Linked DNA regions of Mus musculus: all the other regions are linked to region 1. Evidence: chromatin loops called from intact Hi-C (ENCODE). Cell type or tissue: left cerebral cortex. All regions are shown on one strand. Region 1 has its middle 1.3 kb from the start of Gm31218. Region 2 has its middle 76 kb from the start of Fam240b. Region 3 has its middle 27 kb from the start of Spata31d1c.

Evidence for each region. A loop is a pair of places that touch in the nucleus more often than their neighbours do. Peaks named below come from ENCODE experiments on the same cell type or tissue, not always from the same donor. Only the 100,000 strongest peaks of a DNase experiment are listed, where the experiment ranks them.
Region 2: a loop joins it to region 1, with 16 times the contacts of the local background. A loop is called at or near these places in 18 of 42 quality-filtered maps.
Region 3: it touches region 1 in a loop (6-fold over the local background); 6 of 42 quality-filtered maps call a loop at or near these places.

The regions. Positions count from the first base shown.
Region 1 is chr13:64,446,941-64,449,440 of GRCm38, forward strand. No RefSeq gene overlaps it. Among named protein-coding and RNA genes, the nearest start is that of Gm31218, 1.3 kb to the right of the region's middle. In left cerebral cortex, a CTCF peak has its summit at 1,197 (motif pointing right); a DNase peak (open chromatin) is centred at 1,212.
Region 2 is chr13:64,572,797-64,575,296 of GRCm38, forward strand. No RefSeq gene overlaps it. Among named protein-coding and RNA genes, the nearest start is that of Fam240b, 76 kb to the left of the region's middle. In left cerebral cortex, a CTCF peak has its summit at 1,120 (motif pointing left); a DNase peak (open chromatin) is centred at 1,132.
Region 3 is chr13:65,004,599-65,007,098 of GRCm38, forward strand. No RefSeq gene overlaps it. Among named protein-coding and RNA genes, the nearest start is that of Spata31d1c, 27 kb to the right of the region's middle. In left cerebral cortex, a CTCF peak has its summit at 1,010 (motif pointing left); a DNase peak (open chromatin) is centred at 996.

The DNA.
Region 1 (2,500 bases):
TCTAGGCTGGCAGGATGGCTCAGTGGTAAGAGGTGCTTCACACTAAGCCAGGTGGCTCTGATCCCCAGAGCACACATGTTGGAGTGAGAGAATTTCCTGTAAATTGTTCCCCCTCCTCTAATTAATGTAAAGAGAAGCTTAAAGGAAAATCTTGATATTCATATGGATACAAAACCCAGAAGTACCAAAGCGTTTTTGAGCAAAAAAGGATCATAACACTTGATTTTTTTGAGGAAGGTTCTCTTTACAGAGTCTTGGCTGTCCGGGAACTTGTTATGTACACTAGACTGGGCTTGACTCCCAGAGATCTCCTGCTTCTGCCTCCTGAGTGCTGGGATTAAAGGTGTGTGACACCACACCTTGCCATAAAACCGGATTTTAAGATGTGCCACAGAGAAACAGGCAACACAAATAGTATTGAGAAGCTAAGTGTGGTGCCTTATACCTGTCACTCAAGTACTTGGGAGGCTGAAGCAGATTCCCTAAGAATTTGAGGCTAGATTAAGCTACATAGTAAGGTCTAAGCCAGTGTGAGCTATACAACGAAACCCTATTTCAGACAGACAACTCCCCAACACAATGCTTCATAACATGAACACAGAACTCCTCACACCATTAAAGAGTTAAACTCGAATAGACCAAGGACTTTAAAACTCTAGATCCTAAAACTATTAGAAGACAATATGGGGAAGCAGTTCCAGCTTTTAAGGGTAACCATTTCCCCAGATCACAGAAGGCAACGCGGGGATTGATAGATGGTGTCACATTCGGTTAAAAGCTTTACATGGCAAAGGAAGCCGCAGAGTAAAGAGCGAGCATACAGACATAGAAACATCTGCCAGTTACTCACCCCAGTTTAATATCCAAAATAGATAATGAACTCAAAGGCTTAGCAGCAAACCAGCAAGCAGCCTAATACAAATTGAGCAAATGGTCTGGGTAGACACTTCTCCAGAAAAGAACTCTGAAGAGCTGATAAAAACACAAACAATGCTCAACATGTCTGAAAATGCAGATCAAAACGACAAAGGATTGCAAAATATCTCAACACTGGGTTAAGAGGGGATTCATGACCAACCTCACTGGAGTGGTTGTAGGCTGGTGACACCTTCAGAGTCACAGGAGGAGTGGGCAAAGAACAGTTTGTTCTCCTCTCCTCTCCTGTGGCAGCTTGTTTTTGCTGTATTCTAGTCACTAGGGGGCAGCCTTCTACAGTGTGGACAGTGATCTGAGGGTCAGAGAGAATGTTGATGGGGAGAACAGACCTGGAATGAGCAGACAGTAGTTTCTAATGGGTGATCTTCAGGTGTTGGTGGACACAGAGCACAGATATATTTAGGGGTGATGATGACATGAGACAAGTGAGTTATTGCTGAACAAAATTCCTGAGTGTACTATGTATCTCTTCCTTCTCCTCCTTCCCCTCCCTCCTCCCCTTCCTCCCTTTCCCTCCTCCTCCTCCTCCTCCTCCTCCTCCTCCTCCTCCTCCTCCTCCTCCTTCTTCTTCTTCTTTTTTTTTTTTTTTTATTAAGGAACTGTCTCCCGTGGCATAGGCTAGCAACATCTAACTCCCCCGGTTTCTGAGAATGACCTTGCGATTCTGATCCACCTGCCTCCTATCCTTGAGGGCTGGAATTACAAGTAAGCACCACCATATCTTGTTTATGCAATGCTGGGAATTGAACATGAGGCTTTGTGCATGCTCGGCAAGCATGCTACCAGCTGAGCTGCACCTCCAGCCCCAAAATTAGTTTCTAAGCAGATCTCAGCATTTTCTCTGACAGATATGATTCTGTGGTTGGGGGCCTGACAGGCTAAGTCAGTGTGTTCTGTTCACACACTTACACACATTGAGAGGTTTATGAGCGTTCAGTAAACGGAGACAGTTCACACTTGTGCCTTGAGGTCTGTCACTTAGTAGGTACATAAACCTTTGCTGATGAATGGTGACTTTTAGTGAGCCACACCCTACCCATCTTCCCTGCAGAATCTCCCTCCTTCCTGAACATGCTCCTCAGGACCCTCTCTGTGGCATTGAGCCCCAGGCTCTTTGCATGATTAGAATTGAGGAAGTATTTGTGCTAGCTCGTGAGTGACATCTTGAAGTATCTACGGCACCAATGTACCTTGAAAGATGTCATTGCAAGACTGACTCTTAGTCGATGCATGACATATTCTGTAGTTCTTATGACCAAAAGAGAACCCACACCAATCCACAGGCCAGTGACCACCGAGATGGTGAACCCTTCACCTTTAAGCACTGTGAGAACACAAGCTAGCAGCCCAACTGAGAGCATCATCCTAGAGAAATGGGACCGTCTCCACACGCTGTGTGGACACCTGTATAAATCAATCTGCTCTTGCTGCAAGCAAGAGGCATTTCAATATGCTTCATACCAAATTACTTTTGATTACAAAGCTTATCCAGGAGCTAAATGCAGATTGCATCTAGGCATACTTCCTTCAGCCAGCTGTTGAGGGTTTTAAAGTGCAAGGGTTC
Region 2 (2,500 bases), 130 kb after region 1:
AAATGTATGCGCCAAAGGGAGGAGGCAAAGGGCAGAAATAGAGAGACAATGTTAAATAAAAGACAGGTGAGGAATGGAGAAGACTTGAATTGAGAAAAGGAGAAAAAAAAAGCAAAAGATTAGAAAGAATGAAAAAACAGAGGAAATAAAAACTACTTCTCAATATTAAGATGTTTAAACACAATGGGATAAATTTACAAAAAAATTATTAAGAAAACATAAGAGTGTTTTAAAAATCCACTATATTGGGGGTGGAGGGATGGTTGTTATTAAGAGCAATTCCTGTTTTCCCAGAGGATCCAAGTTTGGTTCCTACCACTCATTTCTGACTGCTTAGAACTACAATATACACACATGTATACACATAAATACACATACAAATAAATAAGAAATCTGGGGCTGCGGCGATGGCTTAGCTGTTAAGAGCATGTTACTTCTCTCTTGCAGAGGACCTGAGTTTGGCTTACAGCACCTGCATCAGGTAACTTATAACTGCCTGAAACTCTAGCTCCAAAGGAATCCAATGCCTCTGGCCTCCAAGGGTACCTATACTCACAATCACAGGCACACAAAAGCACATACTTTAAAGAATAATAAATGTTAACAAAAATAAATCTTTACTATTTGATGTATTAGTGGTTGAGTTAAAAAAGAAAACATAAGAGAGAAAAAGAACAAAAACAAGCAAGGAAAAGAAAAAATACTGGCCAATAGTGAAACAAGGAAGGTAAATAAAATCAGATGGCTATATGACAGGGAATAGCAATCTAATCATTTATATGTGTATATATATATATATATATTCATTCCAATGCCTCTGGCATCCTATAGTCATATACACATACTCACATACAGACACACACAAACACATAATTTAAAGAACAATAAACATTAACAAAAATATATATGTATGAATACACACACACACACACACACACACTAAAATCCCACTAAACATATAGTATAAGACTGGAAAGGAGCAACTTTCTTCAGGGTCCTGAAAGTCAGAGGCTATTGGTGGTATCTTTGGAGAAGTCCCATAAACCTGTGGGCTTTTGTCTTGTCAACAGTGTATACTGCTGACAGGTTTCTATTGGCCAAGTATCTGAGGGACATCTGCTGGCCACAGTTAGATGTGCAGTCTGTGGGCCGAGGAGCTTACCCTCACCCTTCTGGGAGAAAAAAAAAAAAAAGTACCTTTCAGTACTTGTTACCCTGTGGTATGATTATTGTTTTAGCTAGAATCTGTCTCACAAGTGTGAGAAAACATTGTTAACACTGAAGCCAGTAACTGTACTTTGAGTACTTCACGAGTATAACCCTGCTGGAGGTATGCAACAGCGGGTATCAAGTGCACCCCTGCACTTTTCAGATGTTTTTCAGACATGCAACAATGAATGATTGCTGTGGCTGCTGTCTGCTGGCCTTGGGCTCAGAGCTATCAAACTCCCGGGTTACTCTCAGCTCTTGAGACCTGCTGGCAGCCATTGAATTCAGGGCTACCTTTTCCTACAAACTTTTCTGTTAGAGCCAAGCTTGCCACTCGTATCCTTTGGCTGTTAGTCAATGCCTGAACTTCCTCTCTGGAAGAGATGTGGCAGCCGAATTAAGGCACCTTGACCTGTGGTGGCTCTCTGCTCTCTAGCCACCAGATAGCTCAATTTTTAACAATAGACAGCACCTAACTATTGGCTTCTGAGTTGAGTAAATGACAAAATGGCACTTGTCCTACGGGTTGACCAGAGGAAGGACTGTCTCATCAGGACTGGTATGTGAATTTGAGGCTTGTAGGATGGTAAGGTCGTCCTGATGGTAGGGCTGTCTGTCATTCTGGATTTTGTTTCAGGAGTAGCTTCGGCTGTGAGTATAAAGTGCGTCTGGCTCACTTCTATGACACTCAATTCTTTTTGTTGTTGTTGTTGTTGTTTTTTTTTTTTTTTTTTTTGGTTTTTCGAGACAGGGTTTCTCTGTATAGCCCTGGCTGTCCTGGAACTCACTTTGTAGACTGAGTGCTGGGATTAAAGGTGTGCGCCACCACGCCCGGCTATGGCACTCATTCTTAAATGTTTGCACACTTCTTGTACCCTTTCCCTTTGTGGAGTTCTTTCTCTTTCTCTCTCTTTTTTAAAAAAAGAATTATTTATTTATTTATTTTATGTATATGAGTACACTGTAGTTGTACAGATGGTATTAAGCCTTCCTGTGGTTGTTGAGAATTGAATTTTTTCTACTCGCTCCAGTCAACCCCACTCGCTCCGGCCAGCCCCACTTGGTCTGGGTCAACTTTGCTCACTCCGGACAACTCTGCTCACTCAGTCTCTGCCTGCTCCGGCCCAAAGATTTATTTATTATTATACATAAGTACACTGTAGCTATCTTCAGACGCACCAGAAGAGGGTGTCAGATTTCATTACGGGTGGTTGTGAGCCATCATGTGGTTGCTGGAATTTGAACTCAGGACCTTCTGAAGAGCAGTCAGTACTCTTACCCGCTCAGCCAT
Region 3 (2,500 bases), 560 kb after region 1:
AAGGCAGAGAGAGAGAGAGAGAGAGAGAGAGAGGCTCTAGAACAGTGGTTCTCAACCTTCCTAATGCTGTGACCCTTTAACACTCATGTTGTAGGGACTTTCAACCTTAAAATTATTTTTTGTTGCTACTTCATAACAGTAATTTTGCTACTGTTATGGACTATAATGTAAATATCTGTGCTTTCTGATGGTCTTAGGTAACTATCTGTGAGAAGGTCCTTTGACCTCCAAAGGGCTTGTGACCCACAGTTTGAGAACCACTAGTTTCCAGGAAAGTGTTAAGCTTTCTATTCAGTTTCTTTATACTTTTTATAAATTTGTTTAAATGCTGTGTGATCTAGCTGTCTGGAAAGAAAATCATCTATCTCCCAACACCAAGCATATAGAGAGGAATATTTGGCAAGTGGTAACAAGCCTATAGGAAAGAATTAAGGATGTTCAAAATTAAAATACAGAGGAAAAGAAACAAGAGGGAATTTCCTAAAACAAACAAACAAACAAACAAACAAACAAACAAAGTGTATAAAAGGCAGGAAAGAAACCCAAAGCTATGTAAGGGAACGCACATCTGAAATCTTATAACCTGGGAGATAGAGGTGGGCTGATCAGAAGTTTCAAAGTCATCCTTGGCTACACAGTGAATTTGAGATTAGCCTGGTCTGCAAGAGACCCTGTTTCATCAACAAAATTATTTAATTAATTAATTAATGAGGATAGAGAAAAGAGAAAGAAGACCAGGAAAAACACTTTAAGCAGAACACATGTCTATATACAGATTTGAGTTTATGCCTTATCTTTGTTTTAAGGGAGTCCATTGACATAACAAAAACATCCATTCTTTTTCTCTGGTACAGACAGCATAGAATCCCACATGGGAATTTAATTCATAGATATAAATTTCTTTTACACATAGATGAATTTTCAGAGCTACTCCTATGCATAATTTCTCAAAATAAATGATATGGCCAAGAAGGTACATTGAAGTACTCATATACTGGCCTCTTGTGGTTATACTTGGGATAGTGTGTAGTGAGTCTTATCACCACACACCTAACCTAATGTGAACCCTCTGTCTGCTTTCAATTAGGACCTTCATGCTATCTTCAGAGGGAGCAGAGAATAGCAGTCAGGGATATAGCTACTACCTCTTATGATCCTGAGACAACCATATCTCATTTCTAGCCCAAACTGAACATTTCTTAAATGATAGAAAAGGGAATATCAAATGCTGGAATGACTCCTTGTGTAACACTTTGCCCATTTTACCCTGGGCAGTTGAATAAGAAAATTCTAGAATAGTTTCTGGCCCACATAGAGTGATGAAAGTTTGTTTTTGAGCCTGAGTGCCAAGGCCTTAATGAGTTATGGTGGATACTGTAGTAGGAGAAATGTGGAGAAAAATTCAGAGTCTGTGAAGACACCAGCTAAACTAGAGTGAAAGATGTACAGAGAACAAAATCCCTGGCCAGCACTAGCTTATAAGAATTATAAGAACAATTGAAAGAACAATTATTAAACACTTAGTATTTGAAGTTCTTTTTTCAAAAAAATCAATAATTCATAATTTAATCAGTTTAATCTATAGAGTAACATACTATAGTCTCATTCCATGAGACTCTTTCAAACAAAATCCTCAGCTGCCAATTATTAAAGTCTAGCCACTGTAGTCAGGCAAAGAGAAAAAGAATACTGTTAAAAGTGCTACCGTCCTGATGCTCACAGCCAACCATTGGATGGCTGGGTCCGGATGGAGGAGTTGAAGAAGGGACTGAAGATGCTGAGGTGGGTTGCAGCCCCATAGAGGGAGCATCAGTGTCAACTGGCCAGACCCCCCCCCCAGAGCTACCAGGGACTGGACCACCAACCAAAGAATGCACATGGAGGAATCCATGGCTCCAGCTGCATATGTGGCAGAAGATGGCCTTGTTGGACATCAATGGGAAGAGAAGCCCTTGGGCCTGAGGGTGTTCGATGCCCCAGTGTAGGGGAATGCCAGGGAGAGAAGACTTGAGTGGGTGGTTGGGGGAGCACTCTCATAGAGGCAGGAGGAGGTGGGATGGGATAGAAGGTTTCTGAAGGGGAGACCTGGAAAGAGGAAAACATTTGAAATGTAAATAAAGAATCCCCCCCCCCCACAAAAAAGCAACAAAAAAAGTGTTGCCATCGCCAGGTAATTCTGGGTGCCCCTAAGCTCTGTCTCTCACACAGGAGTTTGAAAGCTTTGAGGATATGAGAATATACATCATTTTAAAACAAACCAGCCAACTGCTGAATAAATAAACAAACCCTGGATAAAAGAGATAAATACCTAAGAATAGTTACATATAGTTTCTACATCCTTTTGCTTCTGATAAAAACTTAGATATTGGAGTGCAGAAGGAATGGAGGAAGCAGGCAAGATAAACTGCCCATAAGAATGACCAGAAAAAGGCCTCAAAATAGCCATTCTAAATATGTTCACTGATAGGACATGAGTTGCTAGAACAATGAGTTAAGGCTA